Linked DNA regions of Homo sapiens: region 2 is linked to region 1. A link is a loop called in an ENCODE intact Hi-C map of the cell type or tissue named here. Cell type or tissue: ascending aorta. All regions are shown on one strand. Each heading gives the region's core, and the rest is flanking DNA. Links, peaks and the distances in the headings are about the cores only.

What was found. Peaks named below come from ENCODE experiments on the same cell type or tissue, not always from the same donor. Only the 100,000 strongest peaks of a DNase experiment are listed, where the experiment ranks them.
Region 2: a loop joins it to region 1, with 4 times the contacts of the local background. A loop is called at or near these places in 6 of 110 quality-filtered maps.

Annotation. Positions count from the first base shown.
Region 1 is chr1:236,886,864-236,892,411 of GRCh38, reverse strand. MTR (5-methyltetrahydrofolate-homocysteine methyltransferase) reads right to left here. Exons shown (of 33, transcript NM_000254.3): 28 at 3,076-3,231; 29 at 1,083-1,279. Among named protein-coding and RNA genes, the nearest start is that of MTR, 94 kb to the right of the region's middle. In ascending aorta, for the core only: no CTCF peak of the experiment used is centred there; a DNase peak (open chromatin) is centred at 3,282.
Region 2 is chr1:237,390,502-237,396,049 of GRCh38, reverse strand. The region is part of intron 10 of RYR2 (ryanodine receptor 2); the gene reads right to left. Among named protein-coding and RNA genes, the nearest start is that of MIR4428, 78 kb to the left of the region's middle. In ascending aorta, for the core only: no CTCF peak of the experiment used is centred there; no DNase peak of the experiment used is centred there.

The sequences.
Region 1 (5,548 bases), core at 265-5,264:
CTCCTAGGCTCAAGTGATCCTCCCGCCTCATCCTCCCGAGTAGCTGGCTGAAGAAGTACAGGCCTGCACTCCCCAGTGCACGGCTCATTTTTAAATTTGTTTTGTAGAGACAGGGTCTTGCCATCTTGCCGGGGCTAGTCTCAAACTCCTAGGCTCAAGCAATCCTCCCACCTTGGCCTCTCAAAGTGCTGGGATTACAGGTGTGAGCCACTGTGCCCAGCCAACATTATTATTTCTGAACGACTGAAAATGGCAGTAAAACAGAGTAATTTTCTGCAAATTATTAAATTTGTTAATGACTCTGGTGAATTCTGGTTCCAATTCTTGATTAAGACACTCTTTTTTACAGCAGCTAAAGGGACATGCATATGATATTTGCCTTTTCAAAGGTGGGGGGGATGAGAGACAAGTTGCTGAGAAGAGTCTGTTCTCGTCACTCGAAAGAAAAAAAGCCAGCACAGTCAAAGAACGGCCACTGGGGATATGTACAGGCTGGGCTCTCCTCTCTATATTGGGGGGCCCAGCACAATCTCCATCATCCTTCATCTTCTCTGTAAAACACAAACTTAAACTGCCTCACACGGCTGTGTGGAAATTAAAAGCATGACCATCAAGCACCTTACTATGCACCTGGCACCTGGTATACATTCTGCAAATGTTTGTTTCCACCTGTCTTCCCCTTTCAAGGGAAGCCACCTGACAGTCTATTTTAATAATATGCATAGATATTAACCTACGTTTTTGAACAAGTGAGTGTTCTCTTTCTTCAGAAGCTAAGAAGACTGAGATCCTGACACGTGACCACCTGAGACAGCAGCAATGGTCCTCGCCCATCCATGGAACACAATATTAAACGCCTCACTCCTGCTGAGTGGTCCTGCCTCTGACACCCATGGTGGCGCCTTCTCTCCCTCGTCCTCACAGATGGCTTGGGCTTGGGCGTGTGACTGGTCACTTCTTGGGCATGTGATTGGTCATTTGGGAGGAGGTGAAGCAGACCCTCATTTATGCAAAGCTCTTTTGTGTAGTGCTTAAACTCACAAGCGAAAGCGGTGTGCTGGCTGTCAGTACACCTTCCATACCTGTTGCCTTAACCCATAGAAGGTGGCTATGGGCTCTGCAGCCTGGGGCACAGCAGCCTCTGCGTACAGGTGAATGTCGTCTTGGATACTCTGTGCTGGCCAGAACCCAACCACACCCCGGGCCCGGAGTTTCTTTTGACTAATCAGTGTGTTCAGCATATTGTGGGCATCATCGTAGACCTTCCTGGCCTCTCCACCTATTAGAAAAACAGAATTAGAATTCACTTAAAGATGCCAAAAATAACCATCAAACAATGCTTCTTTTAAAAGCCATTACCCCTCCTCAGTCACCTTCCCTCTTCAGGCTTCTCCATTTTCCTCAAATGCTTTCTGGTGTTTGCCACTGACCCAGCTTAAAGTGGAACAGCCAGGGCTTTGCGGCTCCTGCTAAGTGCAGCTCCCACAGTCTGCTTCTCCCAGTTCAAGCCACTCAAGTTTTCCACTGGACAAAAAGCAGAGAGCCAAAGCTGTGGCTCCCCAAAGCATTCTGTCAGAGAGGATGAGAAAGAGCAGGCCACATTCCTCACTGACATTCCTCGTGCACATACAACTCCACTGACTTTGCAGTGACCTCTGGGAGACGCGACCTGTGCCTCGTATTCCGTGGTGCTTTTAATCCCAACTACAATATAATTCGTAACGATTGACATTTTGACCGTAACAACCTCTGAAGGGATTCTTCAATTTGGGGCCTTCAACAGTACCATGAAGAGTTAAACAAGGACAGCTACATCCTCACCCTATGCACTCAGACTCGGTAAATCCTCACTGTATGCGTCCAGGCCCAGACACCACAGAATACAAAGCATGGTGAATATAAGGCACAGGCCCCGTCCCCCAGAGGTCGCTGTGAAGTCAGTGGAATTGTATGTGTACAGGGAACGTTAGTGGTAAGGGGTGAAGTGTGGCCCAAATCCTCACATGTGGCTTCAATGCTGCACCTGGGCTGGCCTGCTCCCGGACCTGCAGTGGGAGCCAGCCTCCGAGGACACCATCTCGGTTTCCGTGAGACTCGGCCACCCTGCCCATGGTGAGAAGCCTGTCCCACGGCCCCTGGACAGCTCACCTGTGATGATTCAGGGGCAGCACACTAAGAAGCCCCTTGCTCATCACCACGTTCCTGACTACCTGAGAGTTCCTGAGTCTCAGCATCCGAACACGCACACCCAGGCACGCCCCCCCGTGGGAAACTTGGCAAAAGGCTGGTTTCTAGGCTCCTCTCAGCCCTAATCCCATGCTTCTGTGAGTCTACCCCTCCCTGCTGCTCTGATCTGGCTACTACCTGATCCTTTGAATGGCTTTGCATTTGGATTCCGTGTCTCTGTCGGTGGATTCTGGGGTAAGGCTAGAAGTGAGAAGTGGGGGTAGTAATTTAACACCTCACTTACTTCTCTAGTTTATCACCCTAAATCCCCATTCCCTCCCCAATGCTCCAAGCACAATGGGCTCCTTGCAGTTCCCCAAATAGGCACATGTGCCTGTGCCTTCTCACACTGTCTCCTCTACCTGGAATGACCTTTTCTTCAACACCATATCACATCCACAGTCCCAGCCACGGCAACTCCCACTGAATCGTCAAAAACAGTTCGAACACCACCTTGTCCAGGAAGCCTGCCCTGACCTCCCAGTCTGAGCTCTATCTCCTCTTATGTCCACAGGAGCCCAGGCAGGGCCCATTACTATTGGATGTGCCAGCTAGTCAGGTGCTAGACAGCAGGGATTATATTGTCTTCCATTTATCCCTAGTGCTCAGCATGTAACTGATGTCAATAAACATTTATTGAAAGAATAAAGTAAATACCAAATTTAGTTGATGCAATAAGGACCAATCTAGCAGATTGAAAACCATTAAAAAGTTGGGCAGGTGAGCAATATGAAAGCAGCCGTAATCTGCACAATCCAAATCCACTGCTCCTCACCGATTCCGGTCTTCAAAGTCACAATCCCACAGCTTGAATATCAGAGGCAGAAAGGAAGGACTTACTGCACTAACCTACTGTTTTGTCGTTAAATATCTTGGGAAAGCCTCGATTCGGGTACTTGCCCCGGAGCTGCCAGACATCAAAGAAAGGCTTCCAGTCAATGTAGTCCACCAGCTTCTGCAGGTCATAGTCTTCAAAGACCTGGGTCCCAATAAACGTGGGCTTCACTACAGGAGAGAAGTATGGTTGTCAATGCTGACGCTGGCACCCTGCCTGATGGAGGCCTCCCTGCCAGCTCCTCACTGCTCTGCCAACTCCCACACTCCGCCTCCCTCCTGTCACCCGTAGGAGTTGTTTTACAAAGAGGGGAACTTTAAATTATCGTGGAGAAGGAGTAATTCTGCACTGAGTCTTAAATAAAACTATTCTTCACATGCAGCTGACTACACCACCCTTGGAAACTGTTCCCTCAACCCTTCCATCCCCACCCCCTGCCCAAGAAGGAAAGACAGACGGGTTAATCCTCACTTGCACAAATGAAGACAAGGTGAACATGAAGAACATGAAAGAACATGAAGAACATGTCCAGAAAGACATGGAGAGTAAGCTACTTATCTAAAGTTTCAAAACCGGAAACAATCATCTAGATTGTCTACTGACACATATGCTCAAAGTATAGGCAAATGAAGTCCCAAATTCAGGACTGCTGTGCTTTCTGCAGGGGAGGAAGGGACACATGTGGGACTTCCGATACATACTCCTCAATACATAATCCTCCACTCTGCCAAGCATGTGTGCAGCACAGATGTATGAGCAAGGAAAAGCTGATTTATTACCTTAGAAATATGGATTCAATTAATATAACCTCTGTTCACTCTGCATTGTTTCGTTTTTTAAAAATCAGATGGTAGGTTATGTCTTAAGCTGGCTAGTGGGTATACGTGGATGTTTAATATATTGTTCTTTATACCTCCTGGTGAGTCTAAAATACATCATAATTTAAATAATGGTGAAGACTTCAGAGACAGATGGTGCTGCTGGGCTTTCTGGGGCAGGTAGAGCAGCACTGCCATCTGCCCTCCAGACTGTAGTGTGGTCTGCACCTCAGACTCTGGTCTGACATGGCAGGATTAGGCTGGAGTCTAAGGTGTTGGCTCCATTGCCGTATCCGAGCCTTCCTGTCTCTCTACTTCCTGATTTGTAACCAGGGATCAGGGAACTTCCTATTCTACCAATCTCAGGGGCTCTGGGAGAACACAGAAGCTTCTAGAGTATTTTTCTCTCATTTGACTTCTTACTCCTGCCTGGAAATCTCTACCTTTTCATACTTGTTCACGGTAGCCCTTTCCCATTTGTTCCTCATCATCCTTCTACTACACGGGACAATCCCTTCTTTGGAAATATCCTATTATGTTGGTTTGTTGGTAACAAAGCCTTTATAGTCCCCTTAGTAGAGAAACTAAAAGGAATCTACAGATAGACCCTTGATTCAAGCGTCCTCCCGCCTGGGAAGGCAGAGAGAACATGCTGCTGCAGAGCCACTGATGGACTCTCTCGTCTCCCAGAATTTAAGAAATGTTTGAGGTGTTACCATCAGGGCCGTAAAAGAAAACCCTCTTTTATTCCCTACCGACTTCCTGCAACTACCCTAGGACTGGCTGTCCTCAAGACATATTTCAGAGGGCCAGCCCTCAGTGGCCCATGGCCCTGGGGCAGCAGGGCGGACCCTGCAGTAGCCCATGCCAGAGGTTAAAGCGGCCACTAAAAAAGCATCCCAACCGCTGCCAGGTGCTGTGGGCCTTTGGAGGGTATTTCCAGCAAAATACGTTTTGGATGTTTGAATTAATCCAAACAGACTTGCCCTTGTGTTATTATTCCAATTTCACAGGGAAAGATACAGAGCAAATAATCGGAGCTTGAACTATACAGCAATTTATATTTTTTCAAAGGTTTTCACAGAATATTTTACCCTCACAACATTTCCAAAAAGTAACTCCTTTTTTTACGTGGTAAAAACTGTCAAACGTGGAAGCAAGCTGCTCAAGGTCACTCCGTGAGTCAGAGTCAGGAGCCACGTTGGGATGAGAACCCCGAGCTCCAGGCTCCCAATATGGCATTCTTTCCACCAAACCACGCTGAACTCAGCAAGGATGAAATTAGAACCAAGCACACCTACATTTCCAATTTAATCCGCTCAACTCTGCCAAGCATGTGTAGAACACAGATGTCGTGAGCAATGAAAGCTGATTTGATACATTACCTTGGAAATATGGATTCAATTAATATAACCCCTGTTCACTCTATCTTGGTTTTGCATTTGTGTCTCACGCCTCTCTGCGCCTGTCAAAACATCTTACACGTTTTATTCCCTTGTGAACACCTATATGAGGCAAGAAAGGTGGCTAGAAATTTAAAAAAAGGAAGAAACCAAATAAAAGAAATAAAAAGAGAGGGAAACATCCAGAGAGAGGACAGAGAGAAAGCAAGAAATAGAGGATCCTGCTTTGCTGCAGTGTTTTAAAGATGTGTGAATGCAAAGGCGTT
Region 2 (5,548 bases), core at 428-5,427, 500 kb before region 1:
TTTCTTTCTTTCACAAATACGAAACAATAGCATTTGTATGCAGATTCCCATATATACCTCACTATGCAAAAGGTATGCAAGAAATGAATGGCACAGCCCTGGCTGAAAACTGAATGGAAGAGATGAATATGCAGACCAACACGTGTGATCAGTGGCACTATGGGATGCGGGAAGTGAAAGTGTGGGGAAGTTAAAGATAGTCCTGGCTGGGCGTGGTGGCTCATGCCTGTAATCCCAGCACTTTGGGACATCGAGGAGGGCGCATCACGAGTTCAGGAGATCAAGACCATCCTGGCTAACACGGTGAAACCCCATCTCTACTAAAAATACAAAAAATTAGCCAGGCGTGGTGGCGGGTGCCTGTAGTCCCAGCTACTTGGGAGGATGAGGCAGGAGAATGGCATGAACCCGGGAGGCAGAGCTTGCAGTGAGCAGAGATCGCGCCACTGCACTCCAGCCTGGGGAACAAAGCGAGACTCTGTCTCAAAAAAAAAAAAAAAAAAAAAAAAAAAAAAAGACAGTCCTACTAGCGGACGTGTCCTCAATCAAGTTTGGTTGTGTTCGTGTATGACTAGACCCTCGTATTTAAAATGCATGTAGGAATCGTCTGAAAAATAGTTACAGTCACCCACAATTACTCACCTGCAATTCCCATTTAGAGTTGATATTGAATAGCAGGTTCAAACTAATTAGAGAAAAGCAAAGCTTTTTTGTTAACTTTTTATAGGCTGACAAAAATATCCTTCAAAATCAAAGGTCAACAAAGACTTGGCTGATCTTTCTCACATGGTTGAATGGTAAAATATGTTTTCTACCATCTAAGTTTTACCAAAATTATAAATGGCTTCTCCCAGATTAACATTCACTTCATCCTGAATATAGTGTTGTTGAGATCTTAAAAGATGGTGATATGGTTTGGATTTGTGTCCCCGCCCAAACCTCACATTGAATCGTAATCCCCAGTGTTGGAGGAGGGGACTGATAGGAGGTGACTGGATCATGGGGGCAGATTTTCCCCTTGCTATCCTTGTGATAGTGAGTTCTCACGAGATCTGGTTGTTAAAACTGTGTAGCACTTCCCCTTTGCTCTCTTGCTCCTCCTCCAGCCACGTAAAACATGCCTCCTTCCCATTCGCCTTCTGCCATGATTGTAAGTTTCCTGAGGCCTCCCCAGCCTATAGAGCCTGCAGAAGTGTGAGCCAGTTAAGACTCTTGTCTTTATAAATTACCCAGTTTCAGGTATTTCTTTATAGCAGTGTGAGAACAGACTAATAGAGACGGTGAGTTCCAGAAAGATAGTGGCAGGGCCTTAGACATGTTTTCATACCCAGCACATGCCAAAGATGTCTGGGCTATACAAGTCCCTCAATAAATATTAAAAGAATTGAGTTGAGGTGATTGAAAAGCAGATCCAGTCTTAAAAGGTTATTTCAGAGTGAAATTATAAGCGTTTCAGTTGACACATTTTCATAGGAGAATTTCTGCTGCTGGTACCTTTGGGAGCATGTGGCTGAGCAGCTGAGCCGCAGGCAGGTGCTAAAGCAGCTGTCAGGAGTCTCTTCCTAGTAACAAATCAAGAAGTACTTGCCTAACCAGCATCCCAAGAAGCATTACTTGTTTATTCAGGAGCTCAGTTTGCCACAATAGCTCTATTCAAGTTGCTGCACAAGGGAAAATAGGTATGTTTTGAGATGACACCTCTGCATAAAATGTAAATGAATCAGCACAGATTTGAAACAACAATAGCTTACACTTTGAATCACCATTGAAAGAATCATGTAGGTAGGACTAGAGCAGAAAAACAACAAAATACATGTTGTTACCATTGCTTTGCAGAACACAATACAACCATAAAGGCATCTGGAAATTTACAAAAGAAGATGCTTCTCTTTCTTTTTTTCTTCTGAAAGATATTGCTTACATATAGATTAAGTTAATAAACCCAGTGTAGACAAGTCATGTTCTTAAATTTTAATTGAGAAAATCATCGAGAGATTTTTTTGTATAATGTTGATTTTAATCTATTGTCTGTTTTTCTATTCATATACTCTAAATGCATCAAATGTCTCATTGTTTTTCATTTTTGCCAAGATCCAACAGCTCAAATTCCTATGAATGTTTTTAATCTTGTGTTAGAAGCCCACGTTTTTGAAGCAGTCATTTTACCCAGTCCTTGCCTTGAGAGTGCGGCTCTAGACCAAGTCAGGCTTCCAGAACACATGACAAACTACAGCAGCTACTGCACTCTCTGCAATCAGCAAGGAGTTTAAGTTTGGGGTAAAAAGCGAATCTCTCCCAAAGGAGAAGAGGCAAAGAGCAGAAAGTAGCTCTCCTTTATGTACTGACTATTCCATCAAGACTGTTTAGCTAACTCATCTAACTCTCAGTTCCAGGCTGAAAAGATATATGCAGGACCTGAAGACAGAGAAAAAGAAGAAAAACCCTCATAGGTTAAACTTTATCCTTGACCATTTTGGAGAACAACAGAATAGCTTTAAGAGCTTCCTCCTAGGTGGTGGCCAAAGGCATACAAATATCCTCACAAGGATATCAGTCATCCAGTTGTGTACACAGATATAAACTATGCATCTCTTTCTAAGCCAGATGGAGAGGCATTTAATTCATTACATCCAATCCATCTCATGCCTTATCAATTATTTACAACTAAAGCTCATTAAATCATCATAATATTAAAAGGGGGCATGGAGGTAAAAATCTTGTCATGCATACACATGGCATAGCTTTTTCCTGCTGAGTCACATTTTGGGAAGCAAATGTAGCATTTATTTCCAGATACTGTCAGAAACTATGACTTAATTGGCCTGCATTTGAAAGTAACAAGACACAGCAAGCATATGCCAAGAGCAATGCCAGATAAGGTGGAAGAAGAACAAGCTTTCTCTCCTTCTCTCCCCACCTCTCCGTCATACCACCCCACAAAACATACCACACACATGAACACTCTCCATCCCCTTCCATGCATTATTTTTCTCCTTAGCTCTTATCATCACCTAATGCATTTCATCTCTGTATATGTGGGTAAGTGTATACATTTAGAAATAAACGTATTTATTGCCGCATATGCCCACTAGAATGTAAACTTCTTGAGAAAATAAACTTTGTAACTTTGTGTATACTACTATAGCCCCAGCACCCAGAAAATCATAGTCATTCTACACATTCTTATTGAATCAATAAAAAGTTTCGACATTGCAAACCTGTTTTTAACATAAATAATGCTTTTCAAACAATGTTTCCTTAATAGATTTCCAAACTAAAGGCCCCAAATAATCTTCCCCAATGCATCCATTTTAAAATGTATCAATATAAAAGTATGCACAGTTTATTCACATAGTGCATATCAAATCCATAAATAAGTCTATGTGCACATAAAGGAAATGCCTTTGTTGATATTTTATTATATTCACATAAAATTTTGGATGGAAATAATGAGATGCAATCTAGAAACAAAATCTAGAACAGAAAATACTCTCCACATAAAATATGTCAGGCTTGAAATAAAATTTAGTAGTCAAATGTCAAGCCTCCAGAATGAAAGCCTATTTAAGTTTTTATTTTTAATGTTTGTGGGTATGTAGTAGGTATATATATTTATGGGGTACATGAGATGCCTTGATTCAGGCATACTATGCATAATAATCACTTCAGGGTAAATGAGGGATCCATCACTTCAGGCACTGATCCTTTGTGTTACAAACAATCCAGTTACACTCTTTTAGTTATTTTTTAATGTACAATAAATTTATTGTTGGCTATAGTTACCCTGTTGTGCAAAAGCCTATTTTTAAAGCAATAATTAAAACATGATTGACAAGGGATACTGACACATCCCTTCCCAACTACCAGACTTGCTTCTCTTTAACTCATTCTATCTCACTAATTGAAGAGTTTAATAAGAACTAAAAAGTTACGACACTATAGTTAATACTAATGAGCTCTCTCCCTTATACCTGACTGCTCACAACTACTATAGGTTATATTTTTACTATTTTTGTTGTTGTTTAGACAAGTTGTCTACTAGTCATTTTAGAGCGATTTGTCTTTCGGAAAAAAATCTCAAGTAACTTAAAACAATAATGATGCTGTATTTCATGAACACGTCAGGATTCAATCCATAAAAGCAAAATGGGCAGGAAGCATGAGAAAAAGATAAATATTTAGTTTAACTCTGATAGGCATCATCTCCAATTCAGTTGTTCTTAACTGAATAGCTCTATATGCTCTTCATTCTAAGAGCTTTATTAACATTCTTTAGGAGAATGAATAGGTAACCACATACACATACATATCTAAATGTGAAGAGGAAGGTAAAGGTAACTCTACTGATATCCAGAATCATAAAACCCATTATTGAGGTGGATTTTCAATAGCTACAATTACAGTTATGTATATTAAATAACTGTCAATAGAACAAAGCAGGAACAGGTGCACAAATCCATGTAGAAACACAGCATTTATGACCAGACTATTCCTAAATCACTCAGAAGTAAACATCTTTTCTGGCCATCTCCTTAATAGTTTCCACTATGTCTCCTAACAAAGTAAATTGGACTTTAGTTATTTAACGTTAACAACAGCATACAATTAATGAGTATAGCCAGATCATAATTACAGGAAAGAATTATAAGGTAAAAAATTTTTTTTACATATTTCCCAGGACCTTCTCTAGCTTTCATGTCACTGTGCAAAAATCAAATTACTTTTACTTCTTTGTTTAATGAATGAAAAAAGTATATTTTTAGATGATCATTATGCATGTCTCCCCCAGTACAGACTGATAACAAATAAATAAAGGCTGCTTCCGGGGTGAGCTATCCTTTGCCTCCCCCAAGTTCCTTACAATGACCTAGGGAAATAACAGAGGGAGGTTGAAAACTTTCTAAACAATGGTATTAACAAGATTTAGAAATAATGAAGTGCTATATAATTGTGAAATTCAAGGAATTATTTTTATCATTCTATTCAAATAATTGCTCAATCCCAGTATAACCAACACAAATAGTTTTTTCTTAAGCAACATCCCTTCAGCTCCATGCTGCCTACTGCTGACTCATTTTCTCCCTCGAGTCATAATCTGACATCCATTTTAATCTAATTTCACCCATGTAAATATGCTATAAAAAGGGACACAAACAAACGCGTTCTTACCACCATCACTACCTACCAAGAGTCCTGATAGGCTGGTCTAATTACATACTAAGAATAAGTTGAACTGAAATTATCAACATGAAATCAAGAAGACTATTTGGAAAGGAGGGGCAGGCTTCAACATATATGCAAAGGGAGAGTGGGTCCAGAACATGATTAAAATATCTTTGAAATGTCCCCTAGATTTCTCTGCAATCATAACTAGCCATCGAAAGGATCCTCTTGGATCCAGTCTGGCCTCTCTTCCTACAAAGTCTATGCTCTGCCATTCTGTCATCCATATGCCCAGAGTCCCTCAAACTTTTCAATCATATCTGGCTAAATGCTGCCTCTTCAGACTAAATAATAGCAACAGACTAAATAATAACAATAAATGTGT